Linked DNA regions of Homo sapiens: region 1 is linked to region 2. A link is a loop called in an ENCODE intact Hi-C map of the cell type or tissue named here. Cell type or tissue: stomach. All regions are shown on one strand. Each heading gives the region's core, and the rest is flanking DNA. Links, peaks and the distances in the headings are about the cores only.

Region 1 (5,392 bases), core at 88-5,087, 64 kb after region 2:
GTTAAACTGTTTAATATGACAGAGACTTTTTGTTTGCTTTCAGTATGTTAGATTTTTCATAACACATTTTCAATAGTCCATTAGCACAGAGGTTTATGTGAGCACTTTATTTCAACATTTCCCCTTGCTGCCAAAGAAAGCAACTGTAACTTGATGCTCATTGAAGAACTTTAAAGATCTGTCAACTACTTAGAATACTTAAAATGTATACCATGAGTCTCAAAATATTCAAATTAAAACCTTTCTCTTACTCATAGTCTTTCACAAAACAAAAAGGAGAAAGGGAGAATATCTACCCTTATTTCTGTAGTAACTGAGGTTGTAGAATTTCATGTTTCCTTCCTCCTTAAAGAGGAAAGACCATCTGATTTCACAGATGAGAAAAGTGAGATTCAGAAGAGCAAAATCAGTTCTGTAGTTGGCATGATGGAGAGACTAGTCCTTAGGACTCTGACTGACTTCCACTGATCCACACTCCTCCTCCTTTTTTTTTTTTTTTTGAGATGGAGTCTCTTGCTCTGTCACCCAGACTGGAGTGCAGTGGCATGATCTTGGCTCACTGCAACCTCTGCCTTCCAGGTTCAAGTGATTCTCCTGTCTCAGCCTCCTGAGTATCTGGGATTACAGGCACATGACACCATGCCCGGCTAATTTTTTGTATTTTAGTAGAGATGGGGTTTCACTGTGTTGCCCAGGCTGGTCTTGAACTCCTGAGCTCAGGCAATCTGCCTGCCTCAGCCTCCCAAAGTGCTAGGATTACGGGTGTGAGCCACCACACCTGGCCGCCTCCTTTCTATGAACGCAGAGAATTCTATTCTTCTTTATGGAGGCCACTGCATGTCTGTTTATTTTCATAAAAATAAACCACTGAATTTCCGAGGGCTGTGGTTTCAAGTGTCTTTTCCACTCTATGCAATTTATTTGGCTTTAGCATAAGATGCTATTTATAGTTCAGATTATTAAACATGTTATAAAATGTTCATGAATTTGTAAGTTATTTCATCGTATCTGCCTTTATCTTTTTCTAGTACCTGATATCTAATCCTTACAAACTTACAAGTCGCTCTGGTTTGTCTAAACTCATTATTAGACTTGAAATTGAAGAACTGCAGTCAAATTCTGGCTCTCACCTTAATTATTTTATTATATTCTGACCAATTCAACCAACATTCGAGTGTCCACCATATGTAAGGGTGGCGATGAAGGTCCTAAGAATAATGACACATGACCCTGGAAAAGTTGAAAGGTATTCAACCTCTCTAAATATTGACCTCTGTATTGGTAATGCTGGTCAAAGTTACTTCTCAGGTAGATATACATTTATTTGGAAATGTCCTCTGTAAACTATAAAAAGGTGACAAAGTATAAAGCATAAGCCTTACTACTTTTATGTAAGTTGATTTTTAAAAAGATGCTTTATTTTCAAAATATTTCAAAACAACAACAAAATCTATACAGCAGTAGTTAACCATGTGACCCATCAAGTGTATAAGAAATGTAAAAGGAATATTTACTGCCTTGAAAACAACCTACTGCCCACCTTTCCTTCACCATTCCTTCTGTCACTCATGCGGCCACCCACTCTGCAGTATAATCCAAGTACATTCTTTGTAGCTTACATGTTTCGAATTATGTCTTCTATTAGGTTACAAAGTTCTGAAAATAGATTATTTATTATTTTTCACTTTCTCTTACGATTATCTGGATGGCCACTGAATACTTTAACCTCAGAGTTTCATTGTATTAGGTTGATATAGTTAACTTCAGTTTCATATATGGTCTAACAATTCTTGATGCGATATTTTCTTGTAATTGGGCAAACCTTTCATAAAAGGGACTCAAACTTTTCTACTGCAGTCATTCACTCCCTCCCCAAAAGAAGTTTTTGCAATTCTGAAAAATACTAGCTGTTCAGTTTTTGCTCTCATTGACCTATGCTCACACTCTCCAACTCCCATTGTAAGCAATAGTCCCATATGCCTTAAACTCTTATATACTTCTTTATGCTCATCTTTATTTTTTTTAATTTGTTTCTAAAGCCTTGGCCATCAGTGATGGTGAAAGCAACAGATGTCAGATGTCAGCCCCTGGCTTCCTGCCTTACCGTAGAGGGATACTCGACAGACAGACTGGACAGGTGAGTTAAAGGCAGATGGCAGCTATTCCAGAGTGCTCCAGCTAGTTGCTACTTTTGCTATAACATCTCCTCTCCATGTAATGCCAACATAAAGGAATAAAATGTTTACTCAAACACTCAGCTAAATGACTTAACTTACCTGATGTAGTTCCTCCTAAAGAATATTTAATTATTAGGATCCTAGAAGACCCCTTTTAGGGGGGGAAAAAGTCACTCTAAGAATAACTGTTAACATCACAAAAAAGCTAGGTAAAATCCTGTATCTATCTATCTTCAAAGTTAGTTAAAAAAACAAACAAACAAACAAAAAAACATTTCTCCAAATTCTTTACATTTGGCTGTCACCTCAATTGTTGACCTTGGGCAAGCTACCTAACGTTTTTAGGCCTCTGCTTTGTCACTTATAAATAGGGCATCAATTACTTGGCTTACGCATAATGACTCTTCTAGAAATTATTTCTCTCTCCTCTGGGCAATTAACAGAGCTCTTTTCCTATTAATATTTATTTTCTAAAACCTCAGAGGAAATACTAATTTATTAAGCCACCAAGTAGGTAGGTTCCAGAGTCACAAACATTATTGATACTTAAATTTGCCTTAATTACATTTTACCAATGGTAATTTAGGATGACCAGACCAAATCGAATCATCCTAATTCTGTTAGGAGTGAGGACAGGAAAATTTCAAGGAGATGTCTACCAAAAAGCCACACCGATAGCTTTCACATGAGATGAAACTTAGATGTAGTGTAATTTTCCACTATAGCATTGATTGGAAGTATTGGCTTCAATAACAGCAAATCAACACATCTCTCCTATTTAGCTGTGCCAATGATTTATTCTATCTGACTGGCCTTTAAAATGACCGTCTTGTGTCACCTTCTAAAGGATGTCTGATCTCCCATGACCTCTGCCTGTGGCTGATTTTAGCAGAATGGAACACTCGTGTGGTATTCTTGATGAATACCCGCAATGGCAGCCTACGAGTGGCTCAGGGAAAGCAATTGTATTAAGGCATTATAGTAATTTATTGGCAGTTTTGTGTGATAGCAGATTTACTGAAATAAGGCCTGCCAAAAAGATCAGGTTACAGCAGGAATACATGATTTCCCAACCATCCATAAAATATAAATCAAACGCCTTTTCTGTCCACTGTCAGCCACCTCCACCCCCTCCTTGTCTTCAGTCCTCAGACAAATTAAAGCACATGCCACAATTTGCACGGGGAAAATCAAACTCAATTTCGCAGTACAATGAAGTGAGTTTTGGACTTGTCATGTCCACTGACATATTGATCCCTTGAAGATGGAAAAGATCAGAATGCTCTGGAGTTTTGCTTTTATAAATATATGTGTGTAAAATGCAATGTGTAAATGAAGGAAAATATAGTGCTTATGGAGTTTTACAAAGTTGCAAGAGGTCCAGGGGGCTAATGTTATAAAAGAGTATTATGATATAAAGGTCACTATTTAAGAGATCACATTTTCTTTCCCTTTAGAATTACATCTCTAGAAGACAAATGGTCTCCTAACCCAGGTTCATTTAAAGTGCAGCTGATCACTAAAAGGAATTTTAACTAGTAAAGAAGAAAAAAACCCACACACCCTATCTTAGCCCTTTGTAAAATTTATGTCAGATCTATAATGCAATAAGCCCAATACTCTATCAAACATTTTCTATTTAACCTGAAAGTGGACTAAGCCAAATCACTTACATGTCTACATTTGTGATTTGCAAAGTGTAGTGATTGCAGCCTCCATGAAATGTGTAAAGATCTCACGGTTATTCACGTCTATAGATAAAGCATTAAAAAATGGAAGCACTCTATTATAAGGTGATGATGAAATTGTAAGAAACACCATAAATACCCTAGAGTCTTGTAAGTTACATTTTTAACTCAGCAGGTGGAAGGAAAAAAAATTGAGGAAATGAATCTGTTTTCAGGTAAGCAGAATTTCAGTCGTTATGACAACAGAATGGCTTTCTAATTACTGCTTACTATAAAAATATTGCAAAATGCTCTGCAACCCCATGGAGACTATTACTGCATAATATGTTTTGCCCTAGACCCATGTAAAACTGCTGCAAGCATAGCTCTGTGTGCCTTATTGGGAGGCAAACTAAGGCACAGACTGATGGTGTTGCCCATGAAAATCCACAGGGAGGGGAACAACACACACTGCACACACTGGGGCCTGTCGGTGGGTAGGGTGAAGGGAGGAAGAGCATCAGGAAAAATAGCTAATGCATGCAGGGCTTAATACCTAGGTGATGGGTTGATAGGTGCAGCAAACCACCATGGCACACGTTTAACTATGTAACAAACCTGCATGTCCTGCACATGTACCCCAGAACCTAAAATAAAATAAATTTAAAAAAAAAAGCAAATTCACACACAGGAATTTGAGTGGGGAAAGAGCTTCTTCCTTGATCCTAATCTCAAAGCTTTCAAAGTAGAAGTTTCTCATTTTTAAAAATTAGAGCAATGCCTCACATTACCATATTCTAAAGTAATTACTTGCGGTAAGTAAAGATAAATTCATCACTAATTATGCAGTCCTTTCTTGTGAAATCCACAGTAAAATTATTTGAGGTATTTTTTTTAAAAGCTGACAAGAGAATGACTTTACTTCATCAATCGGTTTGAGGAAAGTAATGATTTTCTTAGAATCAAAACTTGTTGAAAGCTCTAAGTATTTCATCTTTAAGTCTAAGAAGCATGTAGTTAATGTCACAGCTAATACATTTGTCAGTCTGCTAATTTTCTTTTTCTATCAGAATAAGTAAACATTAGCCCTTTTAAAAAGCATGCTATTTACCATGTGTCAGGAGCAATGCAGGAAGAACTTATTTGAAAATCATGAGGTAAGACATTATGAAATGAACAGGAATCATAGGAAGACAATAAGAGAGAAACACTAAAGGAAAAAGAATTTAATAATTCCAAAGGGATGGCGGGGCATGCCTCCAGTTGAGTGGGGGAGAGGAGTGGCATTTAAAGAGGAGCTATAAAAAACATAAAATCAAACAAAAACTCTAGCCAGAGATATCTGAAAATAGGAAAGAAGAGATGGCTTGAGAGAAATAGTTCAAATAAAAACAAAAGAAGGATCTTAAGGGTACCATGAAAATAAAAGAAAACGAGATTTTGCCTTGTTGCCATTAGATCAGAGAATGGTTCTTTGGCTCTTCAGACATGCTTATTATTTGATGAAATTAGTATAGAAACAGCACAACTGATTCTACTTCCCTTCTA
Region 2 (5,392 bases), core at 314-5,313:
TGTAATGGTAAATAGTTTATTTCACCAGGAAAGTATTAAACACCACTTAAAAAAAACCCCCAAAAACCAAGTAAATGGAGACATAGTGGGGAATTTTAACCCACCTCAGCGCATGATAGAAGAAGTAGGTCAAATAATTCCTAAGGATATGAATTCAGACAACATTACTAACAAATCGTTCAACTGACATATATAGAATGCTGCACACAATAGCATGCAGAATGTGTGTTCACTTTAGATACATAAGAACCATTTACCAAAAATAAACATATGCTGGCCCATGTTGTCTGTCTCTACCAATTAAAATCATATAGAATATATTCTTTGAACATTAACAAATGTCATTTATTTCCAGATTTTAAAAATCTACATTTATGTTATACATTATCCATAAGTTTGGCTTTTGCTATATCCCACAAGTCTCAATAAATGCTATGTTTCTTATAATTCAGTGCCAAATATTTTCTAATTTCTATTGTTGTGTCGTCCTTCACCCATGAATTATCTCGAAATAAACTTCTTAACTTCCAAACTTAGGGAGCTTTAAAATTTATCTTGTTGTTCTTTCACCTGCATTTTACTATCTTTAAAAATATATTCTATATTATTTTAACCCTTTGAAATTGGTAGAGACAGAATGCTGAGCATAATCTCAAGAAGTTAGGAAAAATAAAACTGATAGAGAATAGAAGACAGAAAATAGAATAAATAAGAGCAGATGGTAACATAGGAAATATAGCTAACATAAACTAAACTGAAAGTTAATTCTTGGGGAAAAAAACGACAGCACTCATAAACCCTTAGTAATAGGAAAAAAGGAAAAAAAACACTAAAAATAGCACTAATGAAAAAGATGAAAAGCTACTAACAATCTTATAGACACCAAAAAATGGTAAAATGTTGTAAATAAATATGAAAGTTTAGAATAAATGGGAAAATAAAAAAGCATATCTTACCAAAACTGAAACTGTAAAAAATCAAAGTTTATATGGTCTTATAGTTATTAAATAAATTGAATCTGCAATTTAAAAACTAAGCATAAAGTGGCTTCATCATTAGCATCAAATTCATGCATACTATTCTAGGGAACGGCAAAAGGGAGATATAATTCCTAAGTCCTTTTAACTTAGTAGAAGTATGGACATTAGACTTGAAAAAATACTTCAAAAAAGAGATCTTAAAGTGACCAATAAATATAAAAGGGCCTCAAATAATTAATAATCAAGGAAGTGCAGCAAACAGAAGAAAATTTCAACAAAATGTATATTTATATCTTAGAAGGCAAAAGAGCATACAGCACGTATAAAATCAAAATACTGTAAAAATGAACATTCAGAAACTGAGAAGATATTTCAGAGTTTGAAAGATCCTAGCAGAAAACCTTTAAAAAGAATATGTGGAAGATGAGTTGAAGAAAACATCTTCAAAATCAGAACGAAAAAGAAAAAGCTGAAGAGAATGAGAAAAGAGAAGCCATTCCCTGCCTCCCCCCATGATATCTAACATGAGTTGGATCCTTACTATTCTGAGCCCCTTATTATGAGGGTCTATGGTTTTTCCATTCTTGTTATGCATGAAAGGTAATATGGAGAGCTATATGTATTTTAACCTGCTCAATAATCAGCATGAAGATTTGGAAAAGGTTTCACCAATCAACACTCTTTCGTTGAAGGCTGTGTCTTCACTGCCTACAACAGAGGTTTCCAAACTTTTCCAGATTAGCTATTCATTTTCAAATTTTACTCATGTATTTTATGTACCAATATTTATGACTACCCTGAAATGTTATGTTTGCAATGATAAACTGCAAAATCTATGTAAATTTATACACAATGACTATCAGAGCTTCTGATAGTTATTCCAAAAATACTCATAATAGTAAAGCTCAATTGTTAGAAACATTAAAACCATATGCAAATTGCTGAATAAAAGACATGTTAGCCTCAGTTACATTATGTATAATATGAGGACATCCTGACTCATGGCAACACTGCAAATATTAAATGACTCAGCATCATCTTTGTCATTAGTTATTATAAGCATTAATTATTAATATTGTCATTATCGTTTCACATTCAATTGAGCTGATATAATTCTATGCCAGAGCAGAAAAAATTTAGTTTATCTGACAGAGGCTTCTTGTTGGTAACTGCTCAGTTTCTATTCTGCTTTTTCAAATAATGAAAGAGGTTCACTAGCCCATGTTAGCATTTTTGTATATTACTACTTATCTCCATACACCAGCTTGGAAATCACTTGCTAAATTAAGGAAATAAGGAAATCTTAAGATCTACTTTTAAATTGATGATTTATAGGGTTATATCAGAATACTCCTCTTTTTATTACTCCATTTAAATCAAATATAATATGCTTTTAAAGCAGAAATAAAACATATTCAATAAAAAACCTTGAATAATAGTGATATTATTTAGGTTGTGATTCAAGTTATAGGTAATTCACATAGATCTCCAGAATCATTTTTCTGCCTCATAATGGATATATAAAGTTATATGCATAAAATATGAGTAAGTTAATGCATCTGATATGGAAGTGGTGTGCTTGGTGTCCCACCAGAATATTTGTGAATAATTTTAAAAGATATTTCATTTTCAAAGCCTCCTGTTAACTGGAGGAAAGGAGAGGGGCTTCAACTGCAAATAGAGGGACTTAAATTAGTTATGAAGTCAAATGCCCAGATGAGAGGATGATTTAACACGGAAATGGGATTTTTGAGGAACCATGTTTTCCAGAGCCTTTACATAATGCTATTCCAGAGGCTAGAGATTTGTATATTCATTCTCCACTCTCAGATCCACCCTTTGGAGTCCTCCAAATACTAACGTATTTACCGGCATTGTGGATGTCATCGCCATATTCTTTCCAATAATTTCGTATCAAGCCATGATTCAAACCTCTGGTTTATTTCACTGCAAGTGGACCTTGCTTGAGAGCCATTAGAACGCATTTTTGGAACGGTTTATTATGGCTAGTGTTCCATTACTGGAATGCTAAACACAAGGGAGTTATTTATATCCTACTGCTCAAGGTCATCGCCAAGGTCTAATTGCAAAAATTCAAAAAATTGCAACCTCAGGCATAAATGGATTAAGGGAAAAGCCCGACAATTACACCGACTAGCCAACATCATAGGACTCCTGCAATCCAGGCCATCGCAGGCCAAGGTTTTTGAAGGAAGCCCTCAAAGAAAGGAAGACCCTTTTATTATCTGGATTCATGTGAGTTTGCCATTTTGCCATCTGGTGGTTTTCTGCTGTAATTACAACCATTTACCAGTTGACAGGGAAACAATTTCACCACAGACTTAATGAGACGAAGTCTTGTGATTTTGAGAAAAGGGAGGCAGCCATATATAATTATTCCAAGAGACATAATAAGAACGCCCAAAGAGAATTCTGATGTCTGTGGCATATGCTTATGATTGCAGTGATCCTAAAGGAAATCTAAAAGACTGAAGCTGACAGATACTACCATATGCTATAGTTTGAATGTATACCCCAGATCTCATGTGTTGAAAACTTAATCCCCAAATTCATACATTGATAGTATTTGGAGGTAGGGCCTTTGGGAGGTAATTAGGATTAGATAAGGTCATCAAGGTGGGGCTCCCATGGTGGGACTGATGGCTTTATAAGAAGAGGAGGAGGGAGCTGAGATGGCATACTCTTGCCCTTTCACCTTATGATCCCCTCTGCCATGTTATGATGCAACAAGAGGGCCTTCTTTAAATGCCAGCACCATGCGCTGGGACTTCTCAGCCTCTGCAACCATGAACTAAATACACTTAATTTTTCAAAAAAATAAATTGCTGTTTGTGGTGTTATGTTACAGCAACAGAAAACAGACTAAAACACCATATTACCGGATGCCACATAGATATTGCTTTCTGATGGTGTGTGTGTGTGTCTCTGGATGTGCAATGGATATCTTTGCATCAAGAAAACAGCTTGAGAAAGTGTTCTGACCTACTCTAGGAGAAAACCAAATAATAAGCATAATAAAAAATACCTCTTTATAAATACAAACATGCATAATTATGTCAAAATGCTTTCTACCTTAGTTGTAACTCTGAGATATCTAGTAAGACATCTATTTCTCAGCAGGGGCTCCCCAAAAGCCTAAGTCATAGTTAAAAGGGAAACTTAGCTAACCTGGACCCACACTTTAAAAATTCATAAGTTAAGTGATCTTTTGTTTCACCTTAATTTTTTATGATTGTTTTTGTTTTACCTCATTTTCAAGTTATTGCAGTATAACATCACAAAGAGAGTCTAGACATTTTACCTTTAGTCATTAGAAATCCCCATTATCTCCTGGTATCTTATGATTTTAAATTTCTGTTCATGGGACCTAATGACTATAAACAGAGTGAAAAATGCAGCTTTGAAGTCTGGAATTCCTCTGGGCTTTTTAGAAATGATTCCTTCTTTTAACCTGTGAAGAATCCCTCATTAACAGATCCATCCTGCAATATTTGAAAGGAACTTATAATATACCACCTACAGTGCCTTAAATTGCACCATTAGCAATTCAAAACATCTAGTTTGCCTGGGAGTGGGTAATGTGAGAGAGAGAGAGAGAGTGTCTGTGTGTGTGTGTGTGTGTGTGTGTGTTTGTGTGTGTGGAGTAAGGACACATTACAGAGAAACTTAATAATTTGTTCTGAAAATGACTGGTCGTGACTATAGAATGCCTGGGTAAACCCACGATCATGGATGGTGACCTCCCACTGTAGGCTTAAGTATTAATATCTATATAGGCTAGTATCAATTTTTATGTCTAAAAATTACTTTGTGTCTGAATTACATTTCTTTTCTCTTTTTTCTTTTTTGTTTTCTGAGCCAGAGCCTTGCTCTGTGGTCCAGGCTAGAATGCAGTGGCTCAATCTTGGCTCACTGCAAACTCCACCTTCCTGGTTCAAGTGATTCTCGTGCCTCAGCCTCCCAAGTAGGTGGGATTACAGGCCTGAACCACCATGCCAAGCTAATTTTTGTGTTTTTAGTAGACCTAGGGTTTCATCATGTTGTCCAGGCTGGTCTCGATCTCCTGACCTCAAGCAATCCTCCCGCTTCAGCCTCTCAAAATGTTGGGATTACAGACATGAGCCACCGCACCCAACCACTGAATTACATTTTTGTTTATGTTTTGTTCAAAGAATTATGTGTGTTCATTTGCTCAAGAGAAGTATTTTAATAGGAACAGTTGAAGAATGTGTGTGCTGGATGATGCCAGAAGTGTTTGTCTTCGACATTATCCATGGCCTGGAGAATCTTGAGAAGCGCTGATTTAGTCAGTTCTTCCAGCTTTCATCCTGCTGACTCCAGAGATACTTGTTTTCTTTTCTAGGCCAGTGGTTGTAGCCCACAAAGACAAA

What was found. A loop is a pair of places that touch in the nucleus more often than their neighbours do. Peaks named below come from ENCODE experiments on the same cell type or tissue, not always from the same donor. Only the 100,000 strongest peaks of a DNase experiment are listed, where the experiment ranks them.
Region 1: it touches region 2 in a loop (4-fold over the local background); 4 of 110 quality-filtered maps call a loop at or near these places.

Annotation. Positions count from the first base shown.
Region 1 is chr18:53,501,968-53,507,359 of GRCh38, reverse strand. The region is part of intron 27 of DCC (DCC netrin 1 receptor); the gene reads right to left. LOC124904304 reads left to right here. Exons shown (of 4, transcript XR_007066375.1): 3 at 2,040-2,137. Among named protein-coding and RNA genes, the nearest start is that of LINC01919, 64 kb to the left of the region's middle. In stomach, for the core only: no CTCF peak of the experiment used is centred there; no DNase peak of the experiment used is centred there.
Region 2 is chr18:53,566,008-53,571,399 of GRCh38, reverse strand. All of the region lies in intron 2 of LOC124904304, which reads left to right. It overlaps LINC01919 (long intergenic non-protein coding RNA 1919), which reads right to left and starts at 2,953. Exons shown (of 6, transcript NR_110798.1): 1 at 2,850-2,953. RefSeq lists an enhancer at 3,909-4,765. In stomach, for the core only: a CTCF peak has its summit at 3,267 (motif pointing left); no DNase peak of the experiment used is centred there.